3 separate regions of the Mus musculus genome follow, and regions 1 and 2 are each linked to region 3. The links are chromatin loops, found by intact Hi-C in ENCODE. Cell type or tissue: left cerebral cortex. All regions are shown on one strand. Each heading gives the region's core, and the rest is flanking DNA. Links, peaks and the distances in the headings are about the cores only. Region 1 has its middle 21 kb from the start of Gm32561. Region 2 holds the start of Stmn2 (stathmin-like 2). Region 3 holds the start of Mrps28 (mitochondrial ribosomal protein S28).

The links. A loop is a pair of places that touch in the nucleus more often than their neighbours do. Peaks named below come from ENCODE experiments on the same cell type or tissue, not always from the same donor. Only the 100,000 strongest peaks of a DNase experiment are listed, where the experiment ranks them.
Region 1: it touches region 3 in a loop (2.5-fold over the local background); 2 of 42 quality-filtered maps call a loop at or near these places.
Region 2: it touches region 3 in a loop (9-fold over the local background); 9 of 42 quality-filtered maps call a loop at or near these places.

What each region holds. Positions count from the first base shown.
Region 1 is chr3:8,709,191-8,719,431 of GRCm38, forward strand. No RefSeq gene overlaps it. Among named protein-coding and RNA genes, the nearest start is that of Gm32561, 21 kb to the left of the region's middle. In left cerebral cortex, for the core only: no CTCF peak of the experiment used is centred there; DNase peaks (open chromatin) are centred at 3,749, 5,376 and 8,319; H3K4me3 peaks cover 590 bases.
Region 2 is chr3:8,504,344-8,514,584 of GRCm38, forward strand. It overlaps Stmn2 (stathmin-like 2), which reads left to right and starts at 5,184. Exons shown (of 5, transcript NM_025285.2): 1 at 5,184-5,287. The coding sequence starts at 5,269. In left cerebral cortex, for the core only: no CTCF peak of the experiment used is centred there; DNase peaks (open chromatin) are centred at 4,993, 5,141, 5,795, 6,025 and 4 more places; H3K4me3 peaks cover 4,675 bases; H3K27ac peaks cover 4,435 bases.
Region 3 is chr3:8,919,216-8,929,456 of GRCm38, forward strand. It overlaps Mrps28 (mitochondrial ribosomal protein S28), which reads right to left and starts at 4,642. Exons shown (of 3, transcript NM_025434.3): 1 at 4,372-4,642. The coding sequence starts at 4,581. It overlaps Tpd52 (tumor protein D52), which reads right to left. Exons shown (of 6, transcript NM_001025262.2): 6 at 7,315-10,241. Gm52601 (a long non-coding RNA gene) reads right to left here and starts at 4,357. Exons shown (of 2, transcript XR_003954436.1): 1 at 4,259-4,357; 2 at 1-3,168. In left cerebral cortex, for the core only: CTCF peaks have their summits at 3,941 and 4,707; DNase peaks (open chromatin) are centred at 2,658, 4,331, 4,606 and 6,039; H3K4me3 peaks cover 1,756 bases; H3K27ac peaks cover 1,973 bases.

The DNA of each region.
Region 1 (10,241 bases), core at 1,304-9,303, 210 kb before region 3:
ACCTGATGCTGTCAGCTTCCTGAAACTCACAGGCCCAACTTCAAACACAGCCCTTCTGCTGGGACTAGCAAGCTGCAATGCCCCCCCACCCACCCCCCCCCAACCCCCACCCCCCCAGATGCTTCCTCTCCTTACCACCCCTGGCCCACTGGTTCATTAGCCTGCACCAGGCCCCAGCAGACCCCAGCAGGACCTTAGGACATGAGGGCCTCTGATTTTCCCAGTTAGCACCACCCTCTGGCACCCTTGGAAGTCTTCCAGAATTATCTCAGCAGACAACCTATGGCTCTGAGCTTGCAGACTTGCTAGTGAGAAAAGTCCTAGAGACCATTTGTCAGCAAATTGCAACTTTGTCACGTGGGGGTGCATCCCAGGCAAGTGTGTGCCAGGGAATCACGTGTGGAGATTTGCTCCTGCATCAGATTTAGCTAGGCTAGGCAATGACAGTTCACCAAGTCCTAACTTTCAAGGTTGGATTCCTTTTCCTAGCAAAGGCAACTTACAGGATCATGGCAAAGTAGCTCAGCAGAGAATCCCTCCATTTCTGTGCCTGGACGTGCTTGCCTGAGGCTTGGGGCCAGCCCAAAGCCCTGGTGCAGTGGGGCTAAGGCCTGAAAGCATGCTGGTCTGCATCTCTTACCTCACTCTCCAGGGACCAACCAACCTTGCTAGTTTCCCTTTTCTGGGCTTCCGAAAATTCCCTTTTCTTTTCTCTTCTCTTCTTTTCTTTCCCTTTCTTTTCTTTTCTTTTCTTTTTTTTTCTTTCCCTTTCTTTCTATATTTCATTCTTCCTTTTTTTTTTTTTTTTAACAGCCCTTATTGACTTTTGCACTCCACATCAGGGTAAAAGGTAGGTAGGTGTTCAAGATAGGCTGCAGCAGCTGGGATAGACTGCCTCTTAAAAAGCGCTCCCAGACAAATGCATCTCTTAATATTGGGGGCATTTGTAAGCAGAACAGCTAGGAAACTTAAGAAGACTGTGCGATAAGCAGCCTATATCCTGTCCGTATAGTTTCTCCAATAACACGCCGATGAGCAATAGATAGCCTTACAGGTGGGCTTCCGCCCAGGCCCTCCTCCCATAAATCTTTATTCTTACCCAGGTTGGGTTGTTTTTGTTTTGTTTTTTCGGACTGAGCTCATTTCCCCTAAGGGACAGACCTGGAAAGATCTGGAATTCCTCCTGTTAAAAACAGCCACCATCTCCTTAGCCAATATCAGCACCATCAGAATAGATACCCTGTCAGGAGAGGTTTACATTGTTCCCAAGTCTGTTCGCAGGTGGCCATGCAAAGATACAGTTCCTAATCTGGGTTTTTCTGAAAGAGAAAGAAAATAGCCCCAGAACGGGACAGGAGTGCTGAGTTCTCTTTTTGACAAATAAGCTCCTTTTGTCCCATATTCTGCCTGGCTTTTCACACTCAAGAAATTTCAGTAACCTGAGAGTTAGAAAATACCTGTGCTTCCAGAGTTTCAGTTCCTACTGAAAGGGCCCAGCCATTGACTAAATACATTATTGGTCCTTTTGTTATCTTCATTTCTTTACCTGATAATAGCTCTCTATCGTGCAGATTATGAAAGAAATCATATATGTAAAATTAGCTCACAGCAAGCAATCAACGGTAAGTTCCCCATTCGATTTAACTCCTGAGGGGCCAGCAAAGGGCTGGGTGTAAGGTTTTAGGTACAAGCTCGTGTGCCTTTACATGGGTATACCCAAGTAGGTCCCATATTCTGGAACTTTCCCTGAACCCAATCTCTCGCTCTGTAAGATAATGATAACTCTCCTACTGTCAGAAAGGCTTATGGGACCCAAAAGAGCAACTAGAAACCTGCTCATAGACAACAGTAAATCACACAAAACATGCTAGTTATAATTAATTGAGTCATCATAATTGGATAAAATACAAAAACTATGGATATCACAAATACACTTAAAAACTTAAGAATGTGTATAAAACTAAAGAAAATGTTTATTTCACAGAAAATAACTACTGTGCTTCTTTTTCTGGTTTTGACTGGTTTCCTTAAAAAGAATTTTTTTGAATTTTTCCCTCATTTTATGTATATTTGTTTGTTTTTTAAAAACAAATCTCATACAGCCCAGGCTGGTTTCAACATGTATCTGAAACCAGCCTTGAACTCATGATCTGCCTGCCTCAGAGCTCCCACATGCTGGAATGGCAGGCCTATACCACACTGCCCAGTTGGGACCTTGATGTAGGCATGAAATACTCCATGGAGAATCTATGACCACTAGAGGCTCCAACCACAGACTCTTTGAGTAATGAAGAGGAAAACTAGGTCAATAGAAGCTCAAATATGTAGATGCCCAATAATATATGGAAGTTCAAACAGGAGATGAGCTGTGTCTTCCTTCTGCAAGGGACCTCACACTGCAGGAGCCAGTGTAGGTGGATCAGATGGACAGCTGCGTTGCCTCCTGATGTCATAGCTTATTGGTGTTGATGGACAGAGTCCACAAGGCTTTCCCTGGCTCTCTGGCAAGCAGAAAACACATTTCTGTTTCCATCATCTTTTTTGCTTCTTGTAAAGGAAGAGCAGCATTGTTTATGATTGTGAGGAACAGCCTGAGGCGCCAGTGCATTTCATAAGGAAGAGCGGTGGCTTCTGGAAGTGACACGCATGTGGGAACCCTGCTGTGAAACACCTTACCTGAAAATGGAGGGAAGTCGAAGAGTCTATAAACTGGATAACGCACTCACTTGTTACCTCAAGCAGATCCAGACATCGCAAAGAGAGCATGCACTGGTTAGAGCACCCGCTCTAACCACCCGCTGGTTAGTAAATTTGGAAGAAGCCACCATTCTGCAAGCTTTGGCTTTGTACTGCTGCATCACAAGCTTCCAATACATGTATGTCACAAGGCTTAGTAGAATTTCTTGTTAATTTGTAAGTCAAGAGGAAAATGTAGAGCTGGGAGCGTAGCTCAGTTTTTAGAGCTCCTGCGTAGCACACACAAAGCCCAGGGCTGGTTCCCAGAACTGAATCAACCCAGCAAGGTGGTCCATACTTATAATCCCAGCCCTTGGAAGGTGGAGGCTGGAAGAACAGAAGTTCAAGGTCACCCTTGACTACATAGCAAGGTCAAGATAGGAGAGTCTAATACAGAAAAGGAAAAGAAAAATTGTGCTTACACTTTTGGAGGAGTAAGATTTTATTTCCTCATAGTAAAATTAGCAGCTAAAAATCAATAAGTTAATATAAATATTTGTTCCATAAATATTGAATAAGCATTTGCTGTGTGTGTGTGTGCCCGATGCTATGCTTAGGAGTAAGTACAGGCTGACAGTGAAACCGTATGGTCACTGTCCGCAGCATTGCATTCTGGGTGTGAAGTGTCGTAGTTTCCCACTGCTTGGCCTAAAGCAGGAGAGTCCGGCACACACTCTCCATATGTCTGAGGCAGCCTTCAGAGTTGAGTCCCAGAGTCACCCTGCCCCGAGTCCTGATTGTGTGTCCTCCCACCCACGTGCTGGCTAACTGCTAAGCAGCAGCTCCTGGTGGTATTTAGAGGTCAGACTGATAAGGCTGCAGAGACTTAGGCACTCTGTTGGTCTGAGCTCTTGGGTAAGATATTTTATCTCCCTGTTAATCTGCAAAATAGGCTTCTATTACCCATCTCACAGGGCTATTGTAATGGCCAACTAAATGAACAGAGCCTGGGAACACAAGTGCTCAGTGAGTGCCAGCAATTGTCATTCCAAGTTGACCTCATCTCCGTCCTGGCTCTACACACAGCCTGGGGGTTTGGCAGGGTGACTTTCCTGTCCTATGTCAGCCACAGTCTCTCTTGCCTGCCACTCTCCCCATGTTCCAACCCAATGAAGGAACCTCGGGTTCCCTGGGCCAGGGGAACCTTCCTATTTCTCCACTACATACTTCAAGCTCACTTTCTCTAGAGAGCCCTCACGGTCCTAAGTGTCGCCGTGTCCTGCTCCCTGTCTCCTTAGGACTGAAGAGGACTGAATTCTCTGATTCAACATCCTCTCAAAAGGCTTACTCTCTTCTTTCCCACCAGAGCTTGACTGCCATGCAGCCATTGGTCAGGTCTCATCTGCATGCTAGATGGACAGACAGATGAGTGGAGGACAGACAGTGGTGGGATACAGGGGACAGAATGGGGCAGCACTTGAAACGATCTACTTGTGATATTCAATTCAGTGACAGCAGTGAATGGCACAGAACCCATTGGCCGTTACCTTCTCCTGACTCTATTGGACTGAAGATATAAGGGACACAGAAGCCGAACAAAAAGCTAGGGACAACTCACTTTTCATATGCTGTCACACACACACACACACACACACACACACACACACCCGAGCTCTAACTACACCAAGCATCTCCCAGGAGTCTCAGCATGGTGCCTGTAGCTGCATTTCTCTAGATGGAAGCTATACATATGTTACTGAGATTTCCAAGTTCAGAAACTCCATTAGATGCCCTTAGTAGCATAGTCTACCTCATGGTAGAAATTATAATGATTTTTCTTTTCTCTTCTCTTCTCTTCTCTTCTCTTTTTTCTTTTCTTTTCCTCTGTTTTCCTGTCACAGGGTCTCTTTCTGTAGCCCTGGATGTCCTGGAACTTGCTATGTAGTGAATGAAAGGAAATGAGGGCTCCAAGGCACGGCTGAGGGGAGGTTTTTTTGTTTGTTTGTTTTACTGTAGTTATGAGGGTGAGAACAGCCAGAGACATCTGGAACTGTCCAGACTGAACCAGGCCATGCCAGGAGAGAGGGAGGGTTAGAACAAGAGAGGAAGAGAAAAGAAAGAAGCAAGAGAGAGGGGGAAAAGCAGAGCAAGAGAGCAGCCATGGACCAAGAGGCCAAGAGAGCGCACATGGTTGAAATGGTAGGGATAGAGAAAGAGAAGAGAGGAAAGAGAAGCTGAGGAAGCAGAGGGAAGGGAAGGGAAGCCCTGATCCACAGATATTGAGTGAGCCTTGTCCTGGGTTGAACTCACAGAGATCTGCCTGCCTCTGTCTCCCAAGTTCTGGGATCAAAGGTGTGCATTGTATCTTGATATTGTAGGCACTTACCAAAAATGCATTCTTGGAGCATGGGAGATGACAAAGCAGGTCCGAGTGCAGGCTGTTCTTGCAGAGAACTGAGTTCAGTTTCCAGTACCCACATCAGGCAGCTTACAACCTAGGTTCAGGTGGTCAGACACCTTCTTCTGGCATCCTTGGGCACCTACCTACATGTGGTACATACACAAATATTCAGGCATATTATATAAGTAAGTAAGCAAGCAAGCAAATCTTTATAAAAAGCAAAACCAAAATGCATGCTTTCTTTCAGACTCTTCAACATTGAGCATGTTGAAGGTGGTTTTTGGTTTTCACTCTCTGGCAAAGCACCAGCTCCTCCCAGGGAAACAGGCCATCGAAGCGTGTGAGTGGGTAGGCCTAGGAAATAAACCAGCCTGGCCTTCAGCAACGGCTTCTCTTTGCACCTAATCTTAGTTAATGAACATCACCTGTATACCCCTAAACTCCTTTGGAACAAGAGCTCAATTAGAACTACCCCACACCGGTTGTTTCGAGACTACTTGAGACAAACTAGATGTGCCGACTCCAGCATTCCAGCAGCTCAGGAGTTCAAGGTCCTCCACACGTGTATGGTGTATTTGAGGCCACCTTGGGATCCTGCCTCCAAACAAGCAAGCAGAGTGCTGCTGAGTACGTAAAGCTCTGTTGTGTGGGTTTTGCATTGATCATCCCTACAATCTAATAAAATCATAACTGAATGAGAAAAAGAAATAAAAAGAAAAGGATATGCCTGCTCCTAGGTATAGTGGAGGAGAAAGTTTGTCATAGATAAGTGGGAGAGCATAGCCAGAGGCAGACCCATCTGGGAGAGTCCAGAGTGGGCATGACCCTGAACCATGTGTAGAGGGTGGCGGGGGTGGGGGGGAGAGGAGAGCCAAGTACAGCAGCCATCAGAGCAAAAGAAGGGACAGCGAGAGCAGGTAACCAACCTGTATGGATTAATGGGGAAGATCCTCTGGGAGAAGAGCAGGGCAGCTGCCCTAGGCTGGGAAGTTCAAGGTAAAGGTGGGGCCGGTGTGCCATCCTTACCTGTAACAGGTGTGGACTGAGGGATGCTGGGCAAGTCTGGAGGCCAGGTCTGCTTTGATATGTTAAATAGGTACCTCAGCTGCTGGGGAGGGGCCTTAAACTTAATAATAACATTCTCAACTTTGCTGCTTTGGGAAATCAACTTACTCATTAGACTTGAGTTCTCTTTTATTTATTTTATTTATTTATTTTTTGAGACAGGGTTTCTCTGTATAGCTTGGCTGTCCTGGAACTCAGAAATCCACCTGCCTCTGCCTCCCAAGTGCTGGGATTAAAGGCTTGTGCCACCACCACCCGGCAGACTTGGGTTCTCTTAAGGCAAAGAAGCAGTTTGCACCTGAGCCTTGGCTGCAGAGAGTAGAATGGGTTCTGACTTCTATCGTCTTTTAGTTCTTCCAAAACGCTCCCAAAATGCAACATCCTCTAAGAGCCTTCCTTGTGCCAGCACAGGAGGGCTGGTGCTGTCCTAAGCTGGGCACTTTTCTATCCATGGATCTAGATTGTGTACAGTCACGGATCTCTGTTCAGTGGCTTCATCAAGTGTAACTGAGCTGAAAGCTCTTAAGATTCTTGTGCTTCTTCTCTTTCTTATGAGTAGTATCCTTGAGCACCGAGCTGAGAGGGAGGAGGGGGGAGGGAGAGAGAGAGAGAGAGAGAGAGAGAGAGGGAGAGAGAGAGACAGAGACAGAGACAGAGACAGAGATAGACAGAGACAGACAGAGAGGAAAGAGAGCAGGCCCACCCTCAACAAGCCTCATCAAGAGCTCTGCTAATGCCCTGCCTTGCTTTGTCCTCTCCCAGTGGTTGTTAGCACTGAGCTGTGAATCAGCAGCCAGGCTCTCTTGTGGTGTACCCCAGAGGAGACATCTTGTGGTGTACCCCAGAGGAGACAGGCTTGTTTACTTGACAGAGCCTGAGACTGAGGGGAGCCAATGGCCCCCAAAACTAGCTTTGAAAAATCTTTAATATAAAGCAGTAGTTCTTAAATCCAGGAATCTTTTTCTGGGCTCTAAGAGCCATTTTTACAGACACAGTCCTAACAGCACCGCAGATGACCCGGACCTTCCTAATCTCTTTCCAAGAACCTGTGGGTAGCCATCTCCCAAAACCACGCCCTACTTCATTCAGTAGAGTGCTGAACACGGAGAATTCAAACCTGGTGTCCAGTGCTGCTCAGTGGTTAGTCTCTCTCCTGGTTATCACGGTTATCCACGACCTTTCATCCACCCCCTGGGGAAAACCACCACTTTTCCTTAGGCCCAGGCATGGTACAAAACCCCTGAAGCTCCAAGAAAGGTGCCTTCTGCAGAAGGCTCACTGCAAGCTCCTAACACTGGCCTTTGTGGGCAATGGTCTGGGGTCATTTCCTTATCAGCAGCCACAGGCTCAAAACTGATGTGCAAATCAGAAGATTAGGGATCAGGGCAGCCTCCTGTGGTGGTCCGGGCCTGGGTCAGAGGAAGCTGCTGCAGGGACCTTTGCCTAGCCTCTGGGGGAGGGATGGCAAAAGAAGAAAGAGTCAGTTGAAGGCTCCAACTCAATTGGAATTTACCAAATGCCAGGCCATGGCTACCCTGGAGAAAAGCATTCTGGTGCCAGCTCCTCCTGGAAAGGCCCTTCTACCTCTGCTGAGAGGGGTGGATTTCAAAGCATCTGACTTCTTGCCCTTTTACTAGGACTTTTAAGTGTTCCTACTTGGATTTTAAAATGCCTCCCCACCCCCAGTTTTCCTTCCTTTGGAGGCCTCCCTAAGAAAAGCTGATATTCTGGGTCACGGTGGGAGGGGGGCGGGGGCGGGGAGCTTTCGTTCATAAACCAAGAAGAGGGATGGGTGGCTTGGTCCATAGTGTCAGGGCAGCAAAAACAAGAGCGGCCACAGTACTGAGAGCTTGCATTGCCTGTTTACAAAATGTTGTAAAACATCCAACTCTAAAGGTAGGGGGAAAGCTACCAAAATGTCTCCTGGAGTTTGCCTTTGGCAGCTGGGGCTCAAAGTTGCACGCCTTTCCCACACCTTCCTAAGCACGCTTTCCTCCATTACAGACAAGCAGACTCTGGCTGCCCCATCTTTCCTTAACACCACAGAGCCTTTCTGTCTAACCCCGCCCCCACCTCCTCCAGCCTTCGAAGTCTGGCGGGCACACTGGGGAGAGGTAGACAGTAATTAAGTTAGCTGTTAGCTGCTGAGGGCTGACTTGGGTACCCCATCGCAGCTGCCTGCCTCTGTCTCCCCAGCGGCCCTCCCACGGCTTCCTATGAGACCGGCTGTGTGTGAAGGAGGAGCTGTTTCCCACAGCTCTGATCTAATTCAGCTGAAATTCAATCTCCGTGTGACCCACCTCAGCCAGCCTTCTCCCACCCGTCGCTTGCCTCCAGCGGGCTGTGTGTGCTGCCCACTTACACCGTCAATCCCATCGCCGCCTCCCTTCCACTAACTCCCGGTGTCAGCTTACAGTGTCAGCGGGCCAGCCCTGGGGGCCTGCCTACTGCCCGGACGCTCACCCCTCATCTCCAGTGCTCCAAGGGAGATCACTTTATACCTGCCACTCAGTCGCTTGAATGGGGCTTGTGAGCAGAAAAAAACAGCTAGCCAGCAGAAGCTGAGACCCCGAAACAGATGTAAAAGACATCAGGCTGGGGTTTCCATGGATCTTCAGTGCCCAGAAAGAGTTATGACCCCTTTAAACTGCCTCTAACATAGACTGAACCTGGGCTTGTTTTTTAGTGAGGAACAAGCCTAACTGTCATGGAAAACCACCAGTGCCTGCCCTGAGATCCGTGGACCCCTACTCCTCTTATTTGTGCTACCCCCCGACCCCCCCGCCCTGCCCTGCCCCAAGCTTCATCCTTTAACTAACCACTGTGTTTTGTGGAGACATCTCAAACAATTTTAGAAGTCTATCCCTATACAGCCCAACACCCCAACGCCCGGAGCAGAGTGGCTTTGTCTCCAATTAAGTATTCTCAGTTCGGATTTGCAAGGAGTGATCTCTTAGCAAGGCCGGTACTGCAGGGGGCGAACCGGCCTGTGATGCAGGGTCCCTGGCACTGGTTTGTCGGCTACCTAACCATGTTCTACTGGGTCATGCACACTTTCTTTTCACCACAAAGCTTTGAACTTTGCTTTGCACTTCCTGCAAGGGGAGGGTTCCTACCTAGGGGCAGGGAGGCACAGAAAGAGTGTTGCCCCACCCTTTTATAAGCTCAGTGAATCTAAAGGGTAGGGGTTTTTTCGGCGTCATCATTTGAAATGATGTGTCAAGGCAGGCAAGCCCCTCTTGAACCTGACCCTGCTTGTCTTCACCAGCAGAACACCGGAAGTTGGAAGTTAGATCTGGCTTCGGTTCAGGGCACCCAATTCTTGTCATCTCTTAGTTTCATTCATTTTGTGGCACACAGTGGGAATGTGACACACTCACCTTTGTTTTTATTATTCTAAAAATAACAATGTAATTCTCTTTAAAAAAAAAAAAAAAAGGTTCCCTTAGCTAACAGCCTGCTTGCTGATCTTGTTTCCTGGACAGGTGAGGATCGCCTCTGCATGTTCCAGTTCCCAGACACGCATCCTGCCCGTGCACAGCGGCCACGGGCAGCACTGTATTTGCATTCAGTCTGGAAAGCTAACAGATTGCCATGTCTCCTCTTTTCTTCTTGGAGACAGTGAGTAGTTGTACCTAGAAGAGAAGGAAGTTCCCAAGCACTTCCAAATAGAAAAGCACAGCTTTAAACTCTGGCTGGCCACAGTTAGGCTGTGCCCTGGCACGAGGTGTGGGGGAATAAAGAGGCATGGTTTAGTGGGGAGGGCGGTCTTCTGCTTGGGGAACAAGGAGAATCCTACAGCCTAGCTCAGAAATAATAGCCTCCCCAGTCCTGAGAAACTGCCCAAATTGTTAACACACCAATCTTAAGGAAACAAGCCTGCCTTTGCCGACTTAATTTCATATAATTATTTCAGAGTTTGAGTTTTTACAAGAAAGAGGGAGTGGATGGGAGAGATCTGGAAATTGAAGGGGATGAACAGAGAGGAATGAGATTTTCTTTGTTTCGAAGAGTCCGATTTCTGCCCCCTGCTTTCATCTTTCATGAGCAAAGGCACTGCACAGCTCTGCTGACAGCATGAGGAGCTTCGGAGACAGGA
Region 2 (10,241 bases), core at 1,462-9,461, 410 kb before region 3:
TCAATCCATCAGCTCAGAATCATCACCTGATTCGCTGAAGCTGACCTTGCTGCCTGCTCTCGGAATTAGAGCCAAATGCATTCAGTTAACAACTGACATGACTGGTGACTGTCTTCCCATTCTCTCAACACACACCCACACAATCACTTTTCCTGCATGATTAGATGCCCTTCCAGGCTACTGTCATCAAAGTGTGACCTATGCTTTGTCAAGATCTCTCTGCCTTTGTAGGGACTGAAAATAAACCTTCTGTTTCTTGTATCTGGAGAAAGACTGTGTGATGATTTATCACAAAGGATTCAAAATACCATATATCTTCTAGAATTTCTTGTTCAGACTGAAATATGTGGCCTACAATTTATAGCAGACTATGACTAAAGACAAATAAAACAAGCCAAGGTTTAGAAGTCCAACCACATAAATGTATTGGTTAGGATAGTCTTACTTAATAAAATTGCCTCAGATTATTTATAGACCAATAATACAATAACTAACGCCTGTATACGAACTTCAAGGAAAGTAGAATCGTTAATTAGAAAGGGGAAAGTCACACACTTATTCAAGGTTGGCCAGACTACTCTTTTCTCTCCTAGTTAGTTCTAGGTTAATTGAAAACTAGATACAAGCTGGTATTACAAAGTGTTTGTGTGTGTGTGTGTGTGTGTGTGTGTGTGTGTGTGTGTGTGTGTGTGTGTGTGTTTACTGAGGGTTGACTTTAGAGCTTCATACTAGCTAAGGGCTCTACCATTGAACTATATTCCTTAGTGCTTATTTTAGCTGTCGCCTCCTAATTCTGTCAGTGTGGGACTTTAGCATATGAATCAGAGATGTGTCTAAGCTTCATTATACTGCCACAGCAAAAATATTAAGACATCTTGGCTCAACCTGCAAACTTTGACCCAAGAGGACCAAAATTATCATAGTCCAGAAATGATAGTCTTCAATTGAGAGATATAAAGGATGCTCATCAGAGAAGCCTAACAGCTTCTAATTCAACAACAGCCACATCTTGAAACAAATCATTACTTTGAGCTGCTTCCAGTCACAATATTTTGCAGTAAACTCCCTGGTAAATGCCAGGAAGTTCATAGAAATCACCTCCACTAATATGTTGTTAATGGATAACGTCTGAGGAAAACAATAAAATAGTGTTTATTCTGAATTTCAAAAATAGTGCTAATAACAGCATGGAGAGTGTGTGAACCAAAGTTGGAGGATGATTACAAATGTTTTCTAGACACGGCAGTGAAGTTGCAAATATAAAGTCACAAAGCAAGGACCAGCATACACAGTACAAAAGCTCAAACTAGACAAAAACATCAGAGCAGAGAGAGAAGGTAGAGACAGAGTCACACCCATAGAGGAAGAGCTATTAGCAATTGATAGCTTCTTAGAAAGGGAATATGATTTTTCTTTAGGGATGTGACTTCTGGCAGGTCAGCCAAAGTCATACACCCAAGAGTATGAGTGTCACAGTTGAACTCAGTGGGTTAAAACAAAAAAGGAGGGACAAAAAGTTGAGTGGGCAAGAAAGGGGTCAAGTGAGAGAAGTAGTGGAGAGGTGAATATAATCAAAATACAACGTATTAAGTTCTCAAAAAACTAATAATATGAGAAAAATTATGCTACCGTATTGAACCAAGAACACCAGACCTCTCTCCTTGGGTTAACACTCTTGTCAAATAAGTATTATTGTACATTTCTTTTTAAATTCACCATTTTTCCTTCTAATCTATAAGGATATAAATATGGCAAAACAACAAAACTGTTAGCCAATTACTAGTTTTTCATATATGATTTTGTAACTACAAAATATTCTAAATCTCTAAACACCTAGAAAATATCTGTGCCTCTTTTCTTTCAATGTTTCCTTGTAGTCAGATAAAGTCAGATCAAAACAATTCAATATAGCAATGATTTCTCATCTTATTATCTCTTAATAAGTACTATAGAATTCTCTCCCAGACATTTGAATTATTAATAACAGGATCATATGGTTGTATTAGATCACTTCATCATCCACAGCAACTGTTATTCTCTAGTTTGGAAGGAAACCAATCCCTTTGGCCTCCTCTCAGAGACAAGTTGCAATAGACTTAACTAGAGAAATAAAAAGTGCCATTAATACAACTTTAACTTCCATGACTCCAGCTTGTTGCCATTGAAGGAGACAAAAGTTATCATTGGTTTCCTACTGGTATAAATCCAATCCACTTCTTCCCTTTGAAGAATGCACAAGACATAAATGAACAATAGTGAACAGTCTGGTACATGGCTACAATATGGACACAACAAGCATAGTTATAAGTAAGCACCGATATGGTTTCACAGAGCTACGGCTTTGTTTGCATTTCAGCAACGTATCTGTTGTTGTTGTTGTTTTGTAAGTATTAGTCTATCATGTGAATCATGTTATGTGAAGCAAATAAAGATGTTCACTACTCAGCCCTTGCTCTTAAAGTGTTTAAATGTATTGGAAGCTACAAACACAGTCACAGAACCTACAGTTAGTTGTATATCTATGGAGATGCAGTACACTTATGTATGATAACCTGCCAGGTCATCCAAATCCTTGTGACACTGCACTAACTGTACAGTGGACTTTTGTGGTGCCTACTCTTCAATCTGAGTGATTACCAATAACCATGAGAAGCACTTGCTTCAGGAAAAGATCACTAGAATGAATGCACTCTGTTTTATAGTTACAGGAGCCAAGAAATTACACTTCATTTTCAGAGGCAATGTGTGGCTGTTTTGTTGTGGCTTTCTCTCTATTATTTGCAAGCAAATGTGACCTAATTCATTCAAAAGATAGTCATCTTCTTCCAAAGCATTTTATTTCAGAAAGAGGTATATGTTTTTTTTTCATTTTTATACATTTTAGGCAATAAAAAGAAGCTTAGCTAAGTTTGTAATATAAAAAGTGTAAACATCATTCAAAAAGTAGCTGTTGATTACATGAACTAGCTAAAGAAGTAAGAAGGCAATGTACTGAATATGAAGTAAACTTCCAATTCCTATTTTGCCATAATTTCCCAGAACAAGAAGCATGATAACACATTGTGGTGTCAAAAAAATAAAAGGCATTAATCTATATAGACACAAATCTTTTAATCCATCTCACTTTCTTATCCAATTGACAATAACTCACTATCTTGGTGTTTTATAGTAATTTATACTAAGCTATCCCCTCTTTATTTGGAAAATCATACAGAGCTGTGGTGAAGTGGCTAGAACTTCCAAAAAGTCACAATTGTTTTAAAAGCCACTCATCTGATATTTGCCCCTGCACACACTGACCTCTTTCTCCTGCTCCTGTCTCTCAGGAAGGAATACTCAGTGGAGAGTAAAAAATGAGGACTGCATTGTGTTTTGTGCTACAAGTGCAATAGATCTCATTGAATTGCCAATTGTAACTGTTAAAGACATTATGTCATGGCTGAGGGTCCCATCCTCCAAGGAGGTTGAAGAGTGTATACAGATGGCACACAGCCTGGGTAGAATGGGGGTGGGGGGATATTACTCACGCAGGCATGCTGAAGATTCCTCATCTTCTGGTTGCTAACTAGCCTTCAGAGAAGGAAGAAGCTCTCACATTTATACTGGGAAATGACTTTGGGGAAAGAAAAAAAATGATCATTTTTTTTCCAAACCCTGCCAATTTCCTACAGTACTCTATCTGCATCATAGTCATGGACCTGTTCGATGACAGAAATAATTTCTCATCTTCCTGCTCAAGAAATAATTGTATTGATCTTCATTTTATTTTTTTTTTCCCTGTGATTCAGCAGGTCAGGAATGCTCCCATCCCAGTAGCTTCCTGCCAGTCAGCAAGTCATCCAGAGTGTGAAGACGCTTTACAAAGTAACCGGAAGTGCAGAGCCATTTCAGCACCACGGACAGCGCTTCTGCTTTTCTGTTCAGGATACTTAAAAAAAAAATTTTTTTTTAAGTGTAACCTAGTAACTACCAAACAATTTACCAATGGGCAAAATCTTAATTTTTGATACCTTTAAAGTTAAAGAGTGTTTCATTCATGTTCACACTGCAACGATGTTCTTTTTTTTATTTTTTTTCATCTCTGAGATGGAAGTATCTCTTTCTTGCTATTTTTAAATCTCAACCACAATTCCTACATGAGTTTAGGCTGATACAATGTCAGTACAGTAGAGTTCAATCCTGCACATCAAAAGTTCCATGAACACAGGTCCAAAAAGTATCCCTGATGCTGTGTCTCCAGTGCTCTGCACATGCTCAGAAAATATAGGAATTGAGAAAGAATGGACATTTGCTAAATGTTTTTTGAAGTGAACGAATGAATGAGTGAATGAGTGAATACCTTGTTTATAATGTTTCAAAGTTCATTGCACTTCATAGTGCTTAATCTGACTGTGAATGCAGGAAAAATCACTCCTTGTCCAAGTTCGTGTGCTTTCTTGCATCATGTCCTTAGATGGAACTTACATCTCTGCCCAGGTAGCCAACAGTCCTCTCCTCTATGCTAAAGGGAGGAAAAGACAGCCACCCTCCCTCTGTTATAAGACCCTCCTGAGATCATGCACTCTGGAGCCCAGCTATGCTAGAAAGAAAGACCAGTAGCCCAGGCCATTTCTGAGCTGCCACCACAGCCAGACATGGGTTGGTTTGGGAATTCCATCATATATTAGGGAGGCCAGGATTCACCAAGGGCAGGGCCAAAGGTAAAAGAGAAAATAAGAAACACTGGTAACACAAGCTTTAAACAGATTTTTCCAAAACTCAGCACACTGGGGTGGGTTCTCAGGCCCCTGAGTCTATTCCTTCTCTGTGCCAATCTATGCAATGACACATGTTTGAGCAAAGTATAGCCTCCTGGGTACAGGTAAGCACAGCCCAGTCCTTAGCTCCAAGGAGGCTTCCAGGCTAAGGCACCACTCCACTTGGACTGTACTATTGGGCTCCAAAATGGGGGGGAGCTTCCAGACAAGGACTGATTTCCATTTCAAACTGCATTCTGGTACTTTGTACTCCAGCACCATTGGCCGATCAATATTTAATGCTTGGAGATTCTCACTCTGCGGGAGTCATGTCAGGGGACCCTGAGAGCCAATCTGCTTGAGCTTCTGCGTGATAATTATTCATGGGCTCCTGCCTCTTGCTCTTTCTCTAGCACGGTCCCACTCTGCAGACTCAGTGCCTTACTCAGACTCCTCTCTCGCTCTCTCCGCGGCTACAGCTGGACCCTTCTCCTTTGCCTTCGCCACCACTCCGTGCGTGCACATCCCTACAATGGCTAAAACAGCAATGGGTAAGAATCGCGTTTTGCTCCCCACGGGCTCTATCTGGAGCCAATCTCTCCCTTTCTCTCTCGGATCTCTAAAGACATTAAAAGATATTTTATAAAGGGAAAGACATTCATGACAGGAACCGGGAAAGGTTGGAGGGAGCTCTAAGAGACCAAAGGGGGAAGGGTGTCTTTGAAAAACTAAAGTAAATGGTTTCTTTTTAAAAGATAGAAGCAGGTAAGTTTTCCTCCAATGGGTAGGAATTTTATTCTGCTTCCATATTTAAAACTAAAGTGTCCATCAGAGGGGAGGGGGCTACCTTAACGATTTGCCTTTAGTGAGGTGAAGGGACATTTCGGAAAGTGGTTTTGAACGTCCTATATTTATTCTGTAGTTTAAAAAGATAATAGGGACAGGAAGGGAGTGATGTTGGAATAAAAGAGAAAATGCAAAGTCAAAGCGGTCCCATCCTGGAGGTTTGAGAGAGGAGTGGGAACGGGGGAGGGGAGTGGGCACATTTAATGGTATTGTCTATCTTGGAAAAACCACTAGTCTTGGGGCGCGGTGCGGGGAGGTAAGGCGGCCGGAGGGGTGGGGTAGGACCTTAGCTCCTTTGTTTTAGGAAGAGGGAGGGGAAACAGGAGGAGGGCGTGGAGGGCGCGGGTGGGCAGCTGCAGGGGCGGGAGAGCGTGCGCGGCAGGGAGGGGTAAAGGGACCTGGCTTCCCAAGGCGCCGGGGTGGGGTTTCTTTGTGTGTGAAGCAATGGTGGGAGTGTGGGGGGGGGCACCTGCAGCGCTGGGCATACTATGCGGACAGCCCCACCCTGTGCAGAGTCAAGCTGTCCCCACCCGGACCCAGCTCCACACCCTCAGTAGAATGGGGGCCTAATGGGGAGCTCAGCACAACACTGAAAAACCCAACCCTGCGGGAACGGCAGAGCCCCGCCACGCCCCACTCACTCATTAGCAGCCTGCGTGCCTGACCTGACCGCTAACCTCAGCCGCTCCACCCTGGCCTCATTGTTCTTCGTTAACATATTTTTCAGAACCACATTAAATAGGATATTTAAACATAGTGGCAAAAAAAAAATCAAAAAAGGGAAAGAAGCAGGGGGTGGGGGAGCTATTCTGAACTCCTTGGGTCATTTCGGGGGGAGGGGAGGGGGCAATTAGGGAACCTAGAAGGGTATACAGAAAATAATACAGATAAAGATGTGTAAGGGTGACATAAAGCAAAAGAGGTCAAGGTCTTTAAGATGAGCCTCGTGCAATTTCAATTTTGTGGGTCAGACGGAGCCAAATCTGTAAAACCGCAATAGAGTCCAGTCTAGATCCAGTGCCATCGTTCCGAAAAGGTCCTGTGCTTGTTTCCCTAGGGTAGACAGCCTGGGAGGGGCCTGCACTGGGGAAGCGGCTAGAACCACACACACACACACACACACACACACACACACACACACACACACACTAGATCGAGCTACTGATGCAGAGCAGGAAAAAGGATATGGACTGGCTCCACCCTGCCCTGCCCCACCCTGTCTGCGGAGCCCTGAAGACTCAGGCTCCAGGCTGGCTCCCACGAACTTGGGTGGGGCTGCTGAACAGTCTGCAGTCCGGGCACCCCTCTTTCTAGCCCCGCCTTCCAGAACAGCCCCAAACCCCTCAGGGTGTGCACACATCTGCCCAGGCTCAGGGTCGCAGGACTAAGCCCCTCCCAGCGGATAGAGGCTGTGCAGAAAGGCGAGCCAAGCCTGGCCGCACAAAGACGCAGCCGCGCCCTGCTGGGCCCCTGGACCACAGAGGTGACCCCCTTCCCTGTGGTTCGGGAAGGTGTCCTTGCCCATGCAGAATCCAAGGACCTTTTTCCCAAGCCCAAGCCCATGGCCTTGTGTTCTGGGATAGAGACCCCACTGAGGGTCCTCCAATGGGGCGTGGCTCGACCCCACCCCTCGTTGCTACAACCAAAGCCAGTGAGCTTGGGGAGCAAGCACGTGGCGATCGCGCGTGGACCCGGGCCAGCCCTGCAGCTCTCGCCTTCCTCTCGGAACTGGGCTCTCGCCCCCACAGAGTATCCCAGGAGAGGGTTCTGCGCAGTGTCCTGAGCTACTCTCGGTTGCCACAATTTGCTATCAAGTCGCTTGTCCAGAAGGGTTCTGATGGGGTTTGGGGAGATTTTCCTGCTCTGTCTGTCCCACGGAGAGGTTTCAGCTGCAGACGACTGGCTAGTTACTCCTTGTGACCAGAATTGTGATTCCTTAGAAATCATCATGATTATTAGTCCAAGACTCACTTATCTCCTCTTAAGTCTCATTTGTTCAAAAAGTATGCTGGTCCCTTTTGGTACCGATTAACCCCTTGCCACTAATCTTCCTGATCATCTTTGCCAACCTCCATCCTCTTCCCATACACAACCACAAAACAATTCTATCTGCTTCTGTCCATTTCAGTTTCTATAAAGCAGATGCATTTTGACTTCCCGTTGCTGTGTTGTATGTTCTTGTGGGTGGGATGTGTGCGCTGGTACTTGCTAAGGACAGCCTATGCACCAGATGATCGCTGGGAAATTCTCCACAGAGAATTGTTTTTGTTTCAATGGGCAAAAATTATATATAACTGAGATGTTATGCCCCTCCACAAGAGGATACAACACATACATACATACATACATACATACATACATACATACATACATACATACGTTTATGCACGCATTTTTTATTGTTTCCCCCCAAAAATTCCTCTTCCAAGTGCTTTTTGATACAGTCTCAATTCTACCCAGAAAAACGGATCGTAAAATGGTGACCACCAACCAATGAAACTCCCACCCCACAGATGACAGGTGCCAAGGTCCCTTCTGCCATAATTAGACCGCACTTGTGAAAGTGAGAAGAGACATTACCTCCGCAGTGAAAAGGGTGCCGTTTTGGGTTTTGTTTTTTTTAAAGCATCCCATTGCAAAGGGTAATCAATTAATCTGCAAGGACAGTGCTTTTTCTCCTGATTCATTAAACAATCTATGTATTCAGCATGTTTGCTCTAAGTACATATTGTACCGCCCATTATCTTCTCAAATGGGGGCACAGTATAAACTAAAGCATAAACAATTAGAAATAAAAAATAGAAGATTTTACCAGGATTTCAGGGGGGAAATAAAGAAATAAACGGAGCTTGATAATCAATTACAAATATCTAAGTCATACTCGTAGAGTGGGTGGCAGTAAGCAGGGTTCTGCCCTGTGAAGCACATCGTCAGGCTCTGGAACAATGATGTCTATCATTGAATCTGTGGTGTTTGCCTGCACATGTTAAAAATCTATGAGGAAAAGCATGTTTTTAAATGACCGTTAAGATTCGATTCGTTGTAGATTGAAAAATTAAATTCTAGACCTCTGTTTCATCAAAATTCCTAGCAGTTTTGCACTGACTTACTTACAAACAGATTTGTGGGTTGTTTATTTTTTATGAGAGCCATTGCTTCTTCATTAGACATTTTTTTTTCTATAGGATTTCACTTCTGGCATTTAAATGTTACCATTACTTTTTATTTAAAATTTTAATCGCTTATGGATAAATAGTAATTTGGAAAAATAAACATTAGGTCATTTGGCACGATATGCCTTTCATCAAATATCTGTCAGTTTAAAAAAATGCTGCAAGAAGTTCCATTTTATGTAGACTCAGAACATGCCCTCTCGGGATGCTGGTTCACATAATAAAATAGTTTCCTTTTGTAACTTAGAATCAAAATAGTTACTTGGTTCTGAGTTGATTTTATATCTATCAAGCAAGATTTTTGCATAAAACCCAGATGACTAACTATAAAATAGAAGATGAATCCATATTGTCTTTTCAATGATAAATATAGTACATCTTTAGGGAAATTGCTGTTATTCTGTCCATGGATGCTTTTATTCCCTTAACTGAGATAAAATGTATGTTCGTGTCACTCCAGTAGCTAGTTGTTTGTGAAAGGCTAAATAAAATTGGTCTCAAAGCATGTGGCAGCTAGCTGCACAAACCCAGACCTGGGTGTGGTCAGCCCCACAGGGATAGTTAATCCGAAGCAGCTTCCCACCAGGTTTTTTGTTTGTTTGCTTGTGTTTGTGGAAAAACACGCACTGTTGTTACGATGTAATCTGTAACATTGTATGAATGTCTGATCCACAGAAAACACTCAAACCCAAATGCTTCCAGAACCGAAGCTATTTGCCTCCTAGTTCTTGCAATTGGGAGACCATGGAGTCTGCACTAACTTTTCACACCACTAGAGGGCAATCAATGTCTCTATGATTGATTTTAACCAGGCTACAAACGCTAACTGCTAAAAATAAATAAATAAAATAAAATAAAAAGTTTTCTTTTATTGGAATCATTCGATTGTTGATTTAATAGAATAATGCCATGCTTTGCTCTTGTGAATGAGAAGGGCATGCACATATCTACAGTGGGATGAGAGATTGCAATCTACAAGTTGGCAGAGCCCCGATAATTAGTCCCTCATGATCTTTTTTCCAGTTCCATTACAGCATAATTATTATATCATTTATGTTACTTCTGGGGTTGTATGGTACATAAATGGTAGAAAATGTCAGTAGTAATAGCAAAATTATTTAGAAACAGATGTTTTAATTTGTAAGTAAAGACATAAATTAAAACCATTGTTTACTGATTCATTTATTTAAATATGCCCCATGCTAGGAACAGCTCTAATGTCAGAAGCTCCACCCTTAAAGGAAACTGCAAAAAACAAAACAAAAAGTGAGTGAAGCAGGCAGGAAAACGTGGTCCTGAGGAGGTGTGGCCAGCCTGGCAGCAGCTGCTCTCCATCTTCCCTAAGGATACCTTTTCAAACCAAATCTAATGGGATTTCCATCCAATTGTTGTGCATGTTCAACAGTTATGATTTATATATGACATATTTATAAATATATACAATTATACTTGATAATTGTTGGGAAATGACAGAAAATGGCCTTAA
Region 3 (10,241 bases), core at 1,203-9,202:
TGGGCGGCACTACCCCACAGGTCCATTCAGAAAAATGGAAAATGAGAAGGAGAGCTGCGAATATCACTCATCTCCCTCTGCTTTCTGGCTCCAGGCACATGTAACCAGCTGCTTCCGGTTCCTGATGCCCAGCAGAGCCTTCTCTGCCAATTGGGCTATGCCCTCAAACCATGAACAGAAAACAATCCTTTCTCCCTTAAGCTGTTTGTTGTCAGGTACTTGGTCAGAGCAAGGAGGAAAATAAGTAAACAGACAGCAAACATTTACCGAGGACCCATCATGAGCCACACAAAGTGCTCACATAGTGAGAACAAACCAGAACAAGAGAAAAAAAGACCTTTGCCCACCTAAAAGCTCATTAGATTGGGGTTAAGGCCATGAAAACCTTTATCCTAAAGAGTACTAATGTGGCACAAACTACCATATTAGAAATGACCAGTGCCTGTAAGTTAGGATTAGACACGTGCACAGTATCTTTTGTTGTTTTGGGTTTTCTATTTCTCCAGTGAAAAGCTTGATTTTATTGTCTCACTGAATTGTACACTTCAGCCCTTAGTCATAGCTTAGACAGACTTATTTGGGGGGTTGGGAAGGGGCATGCCACAAGGGATATGGGGAGGTCAAAGAGCAGTTTGCAGGAATCAATTCTCTCCAGGTCAGCAGGCTTAGCAACCAATGCCCTCCCACCCTCAAATGACACTTTTTATCTTATTATAACACAAGCCCAGGCAAGTCATAATGACACATGAGAGGTAGAGCAGGAGTGCGGCACACACAAGGCTGTGGTATAGCCTAGGGGACTGTTTCCTGCAGCTTTACGATGGTGCTGTCCCATAGCTCTGCCTCCACCTCTACAGTCGCTATTACCCACAACCTCAACGGGCGCATGCATTTGATACCTGATAAACCCCATGGTTAGAACAGCGTCTCACCACAAAGCATTGATAACCCATTTAATGAGGACAGTAATTCCAAAAGCATTCCTGAAAAGCCACCTCGCTGTGTCTTGTCATGGAGCCCAGCACTAGAATATCTCAACTGAGTGCCTCAGTCTAGATGCTGCAAAGCTGCAGAGACCCTGCAAAGCAGAGAACCTAACCTGTACAGCGGAGATTGCAACCCAGCCTCCTTACGCTCTCCTCCTCAAGCATTTATTCCAACTAAACCAAGATTCCCAAGAATTATTAACAAGGAACTGGGGGCTGGAGAGATGGCTCGGTGCTTAAGAGAACTGACTGCTCTTCCAATGGCCTTGAGTTCAAATCCCAGCAACCACATGGTGGCTCACAACCATCTATAATGAGACCGGATGCCCTCTTTTGGTGTGTCTGAAGATAGCTACAGTGTACTCACATATAATAAAAGACATAAATCTTTAAAAAAAAAAAAAAGGAATTGGTAAGCTATATTTCACAGCCAAATGCATCTACTCGCTGGGTAGCAGAATGATGTTTGCTAAGCTGTGTTAGAGACTCCATGCAGTGTGAACTGGGCAGAGCAAATAAAGTGTCCTGGGACTTGCAGAAAACAGAACACTCTGATCAGAACGGTCTTCAGAAGGAAAAGGAATCACGGCCACTGTTTCATATCTGAGAGCTTCCCTTCATTAGACTAACCACTACTATGTGAAACCCACAGCTATGGGTAAGATGTCCACTAAGCTGCCCTTAGAACAGGGAGAGTACTCTGGTTTACCTGACGGTCCTAACTAATCCCAACAGAACTCAAGATAAAAAAGGAGCAGATGCAAGGTCATCATGAGGTACTGAGTAAGAAGACAGTTGTCACTGGCAGCTTTGAAGATGGGAGAGGCGGCTCCTGAGCCAAAGAGCACCGAGTCCCCACAACAGGGCCACAGGAGGAAAGTTACCCCCAAAGCATAAGGAACTGAAGCTTCTCAGCATCCTACTGCTGAGGGAAGAACTAGGAATTCCTACTGTGCTAACCTGTGAGCCAATGCGGAAATCATATTGTGGCAGTAGCTCGGGAAATGGGAACCCATCAAGATCCAGCTATGCCGCTCTTAGGCATATACATTACATAAGGGCACTTGCTCAGCCATGTTCATTGCTACTCATGATAGCCAGAAATCGGCAGCAACCTAGACATCCCTCAGCACAAGACTAGATAAAGAAAATGTGGTATATTTACACAATAGAGCACGTCTCAGCTTAAGAAAAAAAAAAAAAACCCTCCAGGTAAATGGATGGAACTAGAAAAATCATCTTGGTGAGGCGTCCCAGAGCCAGAGAGAGAAATTTGGTATATATTCACTGATATGGGAGTCGATGATAACCTAGCAACAATCTGCAGAACACAGATGTTAGGTAGGCTAGGTATAGATTAAGGGACTAGAGGGGACAGACAGATCTACCCAGGAAAGGGAATAGAAGAAACAGCCATAGATTGAAGGATGTGGAACAGACCCTAATACAGCAGAAGCTTTCTAAAACATACACATATATGAAAAGGTGACCTAATTGAAGTTGACAAATAATGAGGGAGACAAGAGTCCCATGTGGCCATCTCTTGTCACAAAATGAAGCTTCCAGTCACAGGATTGTGTTACATCTGACTGAGCTGCTAGCCAAAGGGATCCACGAGAAGCCTCAAGCAACTGAAGCTGTTGCCAAAACTGTAGGCTGCTCTCCACAAACTGACAGCAAGGCCCACTGCTGAAGACAACACCTACTTATTGAACATGGAGAACACTGAACGTGGCCGGTGCCTAAATAAAGTCTTCACCCTTATGTTTTAAAGTTAGTCTACAGGCTTCTAAAAGAGAAATATAAACACCAACCCAGCCACAAACCCTTTGATCTAAAATGGTGTCCTGTCTGCAAGATATGCTGGTATTACAAAGCTTGTGGAGTAACCAACCAATATCTGGTTTGACTTATGAAACCCATTCCGAACACTGCTTGAGGGACCTCGGGTAAATCCAAATACTACTGTTCTTAAAAAAGAAAAACAATGTACCAATAAAATTATTCTTAATACGATTCTGTATGCTCATAGATCAGTGTCTTGCTCAGTCATCATCAGAGAAGCTTCCTCCTGCAGCAGTTGGGAACTCATACAGACGCCCTCAGCCAGACAGTATTCAGAGGTGGAACATCCTGTCCTAACAGGGATGTCTCCATCATATCCCTCCACTCAGTGTGAGCCCTAAAGAAGAGGAGATGGGAATGGTATAAGAGCCAAAAGGTTGTGGAAGACACCAAGAGAACAAGGCTCTCTAAATCAACATGAACAAAGCTGGCAGAGACTGGAAAGCACTCACAGGGCTTGCACCAGGCCTACCCCAGGTCCTCTAAAGTGTGTCGCGGCTTCCAGCTTCTATGGGACTCCTGAGTGTGTGCACAAGTGCCTGTATTTCCTCCACCTCTCTTGAGCTCTTTAAATTCTATTTGTTTTGTCCAATTCTAATATGTTAAGTTTTTGTTATCTTTTTATATTTTCATTTTCTTATTTTAAAAGAACTCCTAGTGCCCTATAAGTAAAAATTTGTGTTTTAAGCCACTACATGTGGCAAAAATCTCAAAACTATGTCCTGGGGTCCTTCCCATCACTAGATCAAAGAAAAGTTTTGGCACTCAAAACTAAGATGACCCTACAATCCTGAGAAATAGCTACATGTGTACTGTTCAGCAATACCCACTAGAGAACAAAAACTGGAAATTCAGATTTTTCTTATATAACCCAACCTCATGTATACCCGAGTCTCAGAATTTTTAAAAATCCCAGCCTTTTGTATTTGCACTACTTCATGTATCTAAATTATTTTACAATGTTTTACACAAAGGGGGAAAAAACTATATTTTTAAAATAAAAGGTCACTTGCAATAAAGGAAAGTGAAACACTGACAGTTTAAATCATACGCCCAGTTCACAATAGCTTTAAGTGTCAATTCAATTAAGATGCTTGTGACAGGCCTCGAGCCGCCTTGTGGCAAGGCTAAGACCTGGAGTCGTTTTCCTCCAAGTCTGACGGGTCGCCCCACAAACCCGATGGATACCTGGCCCAGAATGTGTCACAAAGGTATGCAGAGAGAACCCACAGGAGCGTAAAAGCCATGGAAAAGGAAGAAAATATTAATCACACGCTCTGCTGCAGGTCAAGGGTAGAAAGCTACCCCCGCCGCTCCAGTCGCTCCTCTCCTCATCCCTAAGTCACCGGCATAGCCCATGACAAGAAGGACAGAATTCACCCCCAACCCACGCTGGCCCCTCCCTGGAGTCGCCGCCTGAGCCCCACCCCAACACCGACGGGCTCCCGCCCCACCACGCCGGCTCCTCCCAGCGTCCCGGGCTTAGCCCCTCCCCACGCTCGGCCCGGCGTGCGGACGTGGCGCCGCGAGGCCTGCTTACCAGTCGGAGCTCCGCCTTCCGCTGCAAGTCCGAGTGTCGCTCCAGAGCGCTCGCGAAGCCGCCTGAACGCGCCCGAGGAGCGGAGGAGTCGTGGGTTGCGCTCTCGGAACCACTCTCCGTGCTTGCATTTCGCAAAGGCTTGGAGAAGACAAGCGCTCTCAAGAAACGGCTCCCAGCAGTCCCGGCGTGGGACCTACACAGCGCCGCCATGACGCCTGCGCGACCTCTGACCTCTTCTGCACGCTTGCAGGTCAGGGGGCGGGCCGAGGAGAGCCCCGCCTACCGCCTTAATCCCAGGCGAGCCTACTAGTCCGGTAGTTTAAAGCTTGCCTCCCGCGGACGCCAGAGAGCGCATGCCTCCTGAGGGACGGGGTGACGCTACAGCTGCTGTACTACACGGTCTTCAGAGGTCTCCTTCGTTATCCTGTTAGAGTTGGAAGCCCTATGCTCACCAGCACCTCCTGTGCCTTCGTTACTCAGCACTTTCGAATGCGTCATGCTTTAGATTTGAAATAATTCTTAGTGTTCACCCTCCAGTTTTGTAAACTCCAGGAAGGAAGGAGAGATTGCCTTTGCAAATGGGCACAAAGTTGTTCCTAAAACTGATGGTAGGTCTGTCCTTGGCCACTTCTGTTGCCAGTCACATGCATTACAAAACCCAACAGAAGTTTTATCCTAGCTAGCTACCATCATTTCCTGTGAATTAAGCTTCAGAAATATGCTCAGGCGTAGCACTTCCACGCTCCCATACCCAAACACTTGATATTGTTTGTTTCTCCCCAGTGTAAATCCCCAGAATTTGTCCATCCACTTAAGAATCGAACCTAGTTGCAAAAGTGTTTGCCTTTTAAGTGGACCACTAGTCTAATCAATGTAATGTTAACCTACAGATTACTAAATCCAAGGGCGGGTGTCAGTTTTCTATGTCATTTGTACATAAATATCTTTTTTCCCCTTATCGAGGTCTCATGTAACCCATACTGGCCTTGAGCTCACTGCGTAGTTGAGGGTGACCCTCATCATCTGACCCTCCTGCTTCTCCCTGAATGATGGGACTTTACAAGTACTGTCACTACCAGGGCCAGGACAGAACCTCTTTTATGTCTTTGACTCTTAGTGTAAGTCTTCCTCAATGCTGCAGGTCTATTTTGACCTTAGAATGATGCATAGTTTTGTGGATAACTTACCACTCCGCATTACTAGTCACTGTAGGGAGTATCTCACAAATTCAGTAGGAGCCTGAAAAGTAGATTCCGCTTCAAGTGAGATCTCATTCTGCATACGCTCATTTCTGCTGACACTTAAGTGGATTCTTGTCGAAAATGTCAATCTCTATGGCTACTACCACTTTCAGTTCCTTTCGGAAACAGTGTAGCAAATTGTAGAGCTCCCTTTAAGAGCCCTCAGCAGTCTCAAGTAAGGAACTTTCATCCTGGGCAATCCAGTATCCCCGTGCAGATTTGGTTTTTCTGCTTGGGAAAGCAAGCTGCTCAGCAGTGCCAAGTTTAAAGAACTGCTTTGCAAACTTAAACTGTATCACTTCCAGTGCTTGTCTGGCATGGCAAGGCCCTAGGTTCAATCTTCAGGATAAACCCTCCATCTGGATGAACAGAACAAATGAAGTCCCATCTTTAAATCCAACAGACATGTTATATTCGTGTTGCCTAAGCTAGTGAATAACCCTGAAAGCCAGGCAGCGCCATGGGGAGGGGCTCTTAGTCTTCCTAGTGATATATGTACGCTCAGTGGACTCGTCTTGAAGCTCCCAACTTAAGAAGTATCAAATGAAATTAGAAAAGTGAGGATTCACAGGGCAGTGGTGATATACAACTTGAATTCTATCCCTCAAGAGGAAGAGGCAGAGGAATGTCTCGGAGTTTGAAGCCAGCCTGGTCTACAGAGCATCTTCAAGGCCAGCCAGGGCTATACAGCAAAATCCTGTCTCAAAATTACTTAAGAGAAGAAGAGGAGAGAGGAAGGAGGAGGGAGGAAGGAGAGAGTGGAGATTCATAGCAAACCATTTTAATTGGAATTTCTTTATACAGTGGATTGTGCTCATCTGAGAAGCCATAGGTTGTCAATAAAAAGCCTAACACCAGGTTTGGGACACCTCCCCTCAAGCTGATGGTCAGGGTTTTCCTGGAGACACCTGGCACAATACAGACAACTGTCCCTGCACTTGTTTGCATATCAGGACAGGGCAGTAAAACTCTGCTGAAGACACTATACATTCTGGTCACAGACTATGAAGAAACCAAGTTGGCCCACAAAACTTGGTTGGTACTCTCAGTGTACTAGGACATGCTGTGTGGGCTGAAATCATCAGCTGTGAACCCTGTGAACTCGAATAACAACCAGCATGGCAGAAGATGACCAGGGGTACAGTGTTGGCATGAATGCTATGAGAGTAAGCAAACACTTCTTGGACTTTTAAGGCCTACTCCACAGGAGATGGAACCAATCCAGTTACTGCAGATCTGGCCAAAAACTATGATTTTGCTAAACAGATATACTATCAAGCTGCCCTATAAATTCCTCTCTACTCACAGGTGAGTGCAGCTCGAAGGCCTCACCAGCAAAGTTTCTTTGTGCAGTGGATGGTAGTTAACACAGAAACAACTGGTCCAAGTTGCACAGCCTGTGGAGAGCTCCACCACAAATGGCCACAAATCCACATCACCACTCCATCATCCCAAGGCTCAGGGACCATCCTGGAGGAGCTGGTACAAAGATTATTAAGACCCAGTGGTCAGAGAGGACCAAAGCGCAAGTGCTTTCTGCAATGACAGGATCCCTACAATCATGAACTCTCAGCAGCTGTGTTGCCTGAGTGGGACCTGCCAGATCAAGACAATCGAGCTTCTAAATAGACTGGGAAGTAGCTCGTGAGCCCCACCCAACTGAATGGTTCAAAATCCGATAAATGACAGCACAAATTAGAATGGATTATTAAAGTTTATTGCTGGGGGTAGGGAGGTAGAAGCAGATCAGGGAAGTAGTTAAGGGGGAAAGTTAGTGCATATGATTAAAACATATGCAATCCTCAAAGATACTTACTTTTCAAACTGAAGTAACGAGGAGATGGGAATTTTGAGCTGGGAGTCAACCTGCACTAAGTAATGAGATCCTGTCTCAAAACAGTGTGTGGTGGGGCATGCATGTGATCCCTGTCTCTGGCAGATGGAGGTAGGATGGTCAGGGCTTCAAGGTCACCCTTTGCTACATAGCAAGATGGACAGCTTGAACTGTGTGAGACTGCCTCAGAAATAAATAAATGAATGAATGAACAAATGGATAAATGGATGAATGAAATAAAACCAAGTGAGTCAACAAGAGGGATGAGTCTGCAGGACTCTTGCCTACACAGGCACCAATGGGCATGGGCTCTATTGGCAATACTGCTGCTCCATGCATCTTCCCACTAGCTCTATTAAAATACTTCCAAGTTATTAATACCCATTGTAATAGCAGTTAGCAAGAAAACGAATAAAATATACTTCAAAGCCCTGATGGCATCAATCGACCTGGCCTCATCTACCAAGTTGTGGCATCAACAGCACTACACGCACCACACCCCAGCCCACCCCCAAGAACACCAGTGTGCTAAAGGGTGCTTCCTAAAACCTCCATAGAAAGGTCTTAGTGGTTTGGTTGAGGTGACTTAGAGGTGGTTAGAAATTTATGCCTCAGGCTGGGATGTGGCTCAAATAAGTCTGGGTTCTACTCCCACCACCACTAGAAAGCTATGGTTCTTAACTGCACAGGAAAGACTGGAAGAAAGGTCCTGAGACATAGGTGAGATATAGTGTCACACTAAAGACATTCATCTTAGCCTCAGAAAAAGGACCATTTTAGAGGTCACAGAGATGGCTGAGGAGAGCATTTTGGGAGTTGGGATAATACTAAAAACTAGTCATATTGAAGAAAAAAATCCTAGAAATAAAGGAAAAATAAAGTATGTGAAGGCATGTTCATGTGTGTGAGGGTGTGCGTCAGCACACATGGAGGCCATCTGATGTTGCCTGCCTTCTTTCTATGAGGATCCAGGTCTTCCTGCTTGCATGGCAAATACTTTACCACTGAATCATCTGCCCAGTCCTGACGCTGAGACTCTTAAAGGTCATATGTAAACAAGAAAATTGTTTGGCTATTGCTGTGTGGTAGGAAAAAAACAACTTAAAATCATCACACTACCAACCAAACTCAGCAACATCACAATTACACAAAGGAGTTGGTAGGAGCTGAGTCACCAGTCCACTGGAGTGTGAAGCCCTGGTACATGCTGAGGGCACACGGGCCTTAAATTCATGCCCTACACCAGAATATGGAAACTGCAGAATTAAGATCTGCTGCTTTGGGGGGACTGGATGGGGTGGGGTGCAGAGGGGAAACTAGGAAGGGGGCATTTGAAATGTAAATAAAATAACCAATTAAAAAAAATCTGCGTTACTTAAAAGTGGCCCTGTTTTATATTATGTGTGCTTTCTATCATCAATCCAAAGTAGAAAACAAGGACTAATCTCTGGTCAGATGTCTCTTTGCTATGGAAAAATCCAGCCTTTCAGCTGGTCTTAAGAACTATTTATCCTTAAAAAGGATCTGGAGAGATGGCTCATCAGTTCAAAGTCCATAATATTACTCTTAGAGAATGAATGCCCAGGTTCAGTTCCCACATGCACATCTGACTGTACGCCCAGCTCTGGGACACCCTGACGTCTCTGCTCTCCACAGGCGCCTATACTCATAAGCACATAACACACTTGCATACAAACACATAATCAAATAAACCTTAATTTAAAAGGAAACAATCTAAAGAATGCAGGATCCTGACGTTTGCACGGTTGCTGTGTCCCCTCGCACACTCTCGCTTCTACCTTTGCAACTGCCGGTCGGCTGGATGGATGGATGGATGGATGGGTGGGTGGCTGAGTTTGTAGCTTTACTTTGCTGTTTTACATGTCAGCATCTGAAGAGTCTGAGAGAAGTTGCAAAAATGACTCACCCTTTCCTGAAAGGGGAAATACATAAAAAAGAACCCCTACCCAAATTATAGTTTTTATTGCTTTCAAACACTTCACAGAAAACAGTGTGTAACTTAATTAAAAGATCCAGAAGGAGTTCAAATTAAACTTTTCTGTATTCCAAGAATTGTGTGTAGTGGCTGAAATCCGAGTGCTGGTGATAAGTTCTTTTATTCACTTCTCAGGTTCTAACTATTAAGAATTCTTGCTAGTGTCCCCCAGAACCTCGAGTTAGGGAGCACTGCTTTTAGAAAGGCCTCGGAGCTCTTCCATCACCGTTTGCGTCCTCACACAGCTGAGATTTCCCAGGAAACCCACGCTTCCCCTTTTGCTGTTTTGCCAGCATAAACACAAATCCCAGTAAGCAGCCCCAACCTTTCTGCTACATTTCTGTTAATAGCTGTCTGTAATTTCCTCAGTATCTGTGAACTAACTCACAATGAATCTCCAACAGATATTCTGGATATATGTGAATATTCTAAAACTCCCATTTAATTTTCTGTGTTAGTCCTTCATCGTTTTGTAACATCTTTGATGAGGCAGGGTGCCTTCCAGTAGATTAACTTTCTAGATGAAGTGTGGGAAGAGTTTCTTCCACACTCATCCCTGGTCTGATCTATGTACATTCCTTCTCCTTCTCTCCACTTAATCATTTTCCTCATATGAAATCTCTATACAAAACTTGAAGATTTCTTATTTAAAAAAAACAAAAAAACTACCATCTTATTCTGTTTTTGCTTGGTTACAAATACAGAGTAGGCACCCAGGAAACAATCTGTTAACAAGATGTTAGCAAGAAGAAGAAGAAGAAAAATAAAAAGACTAATTGGTAGAAAAATCATTATATTG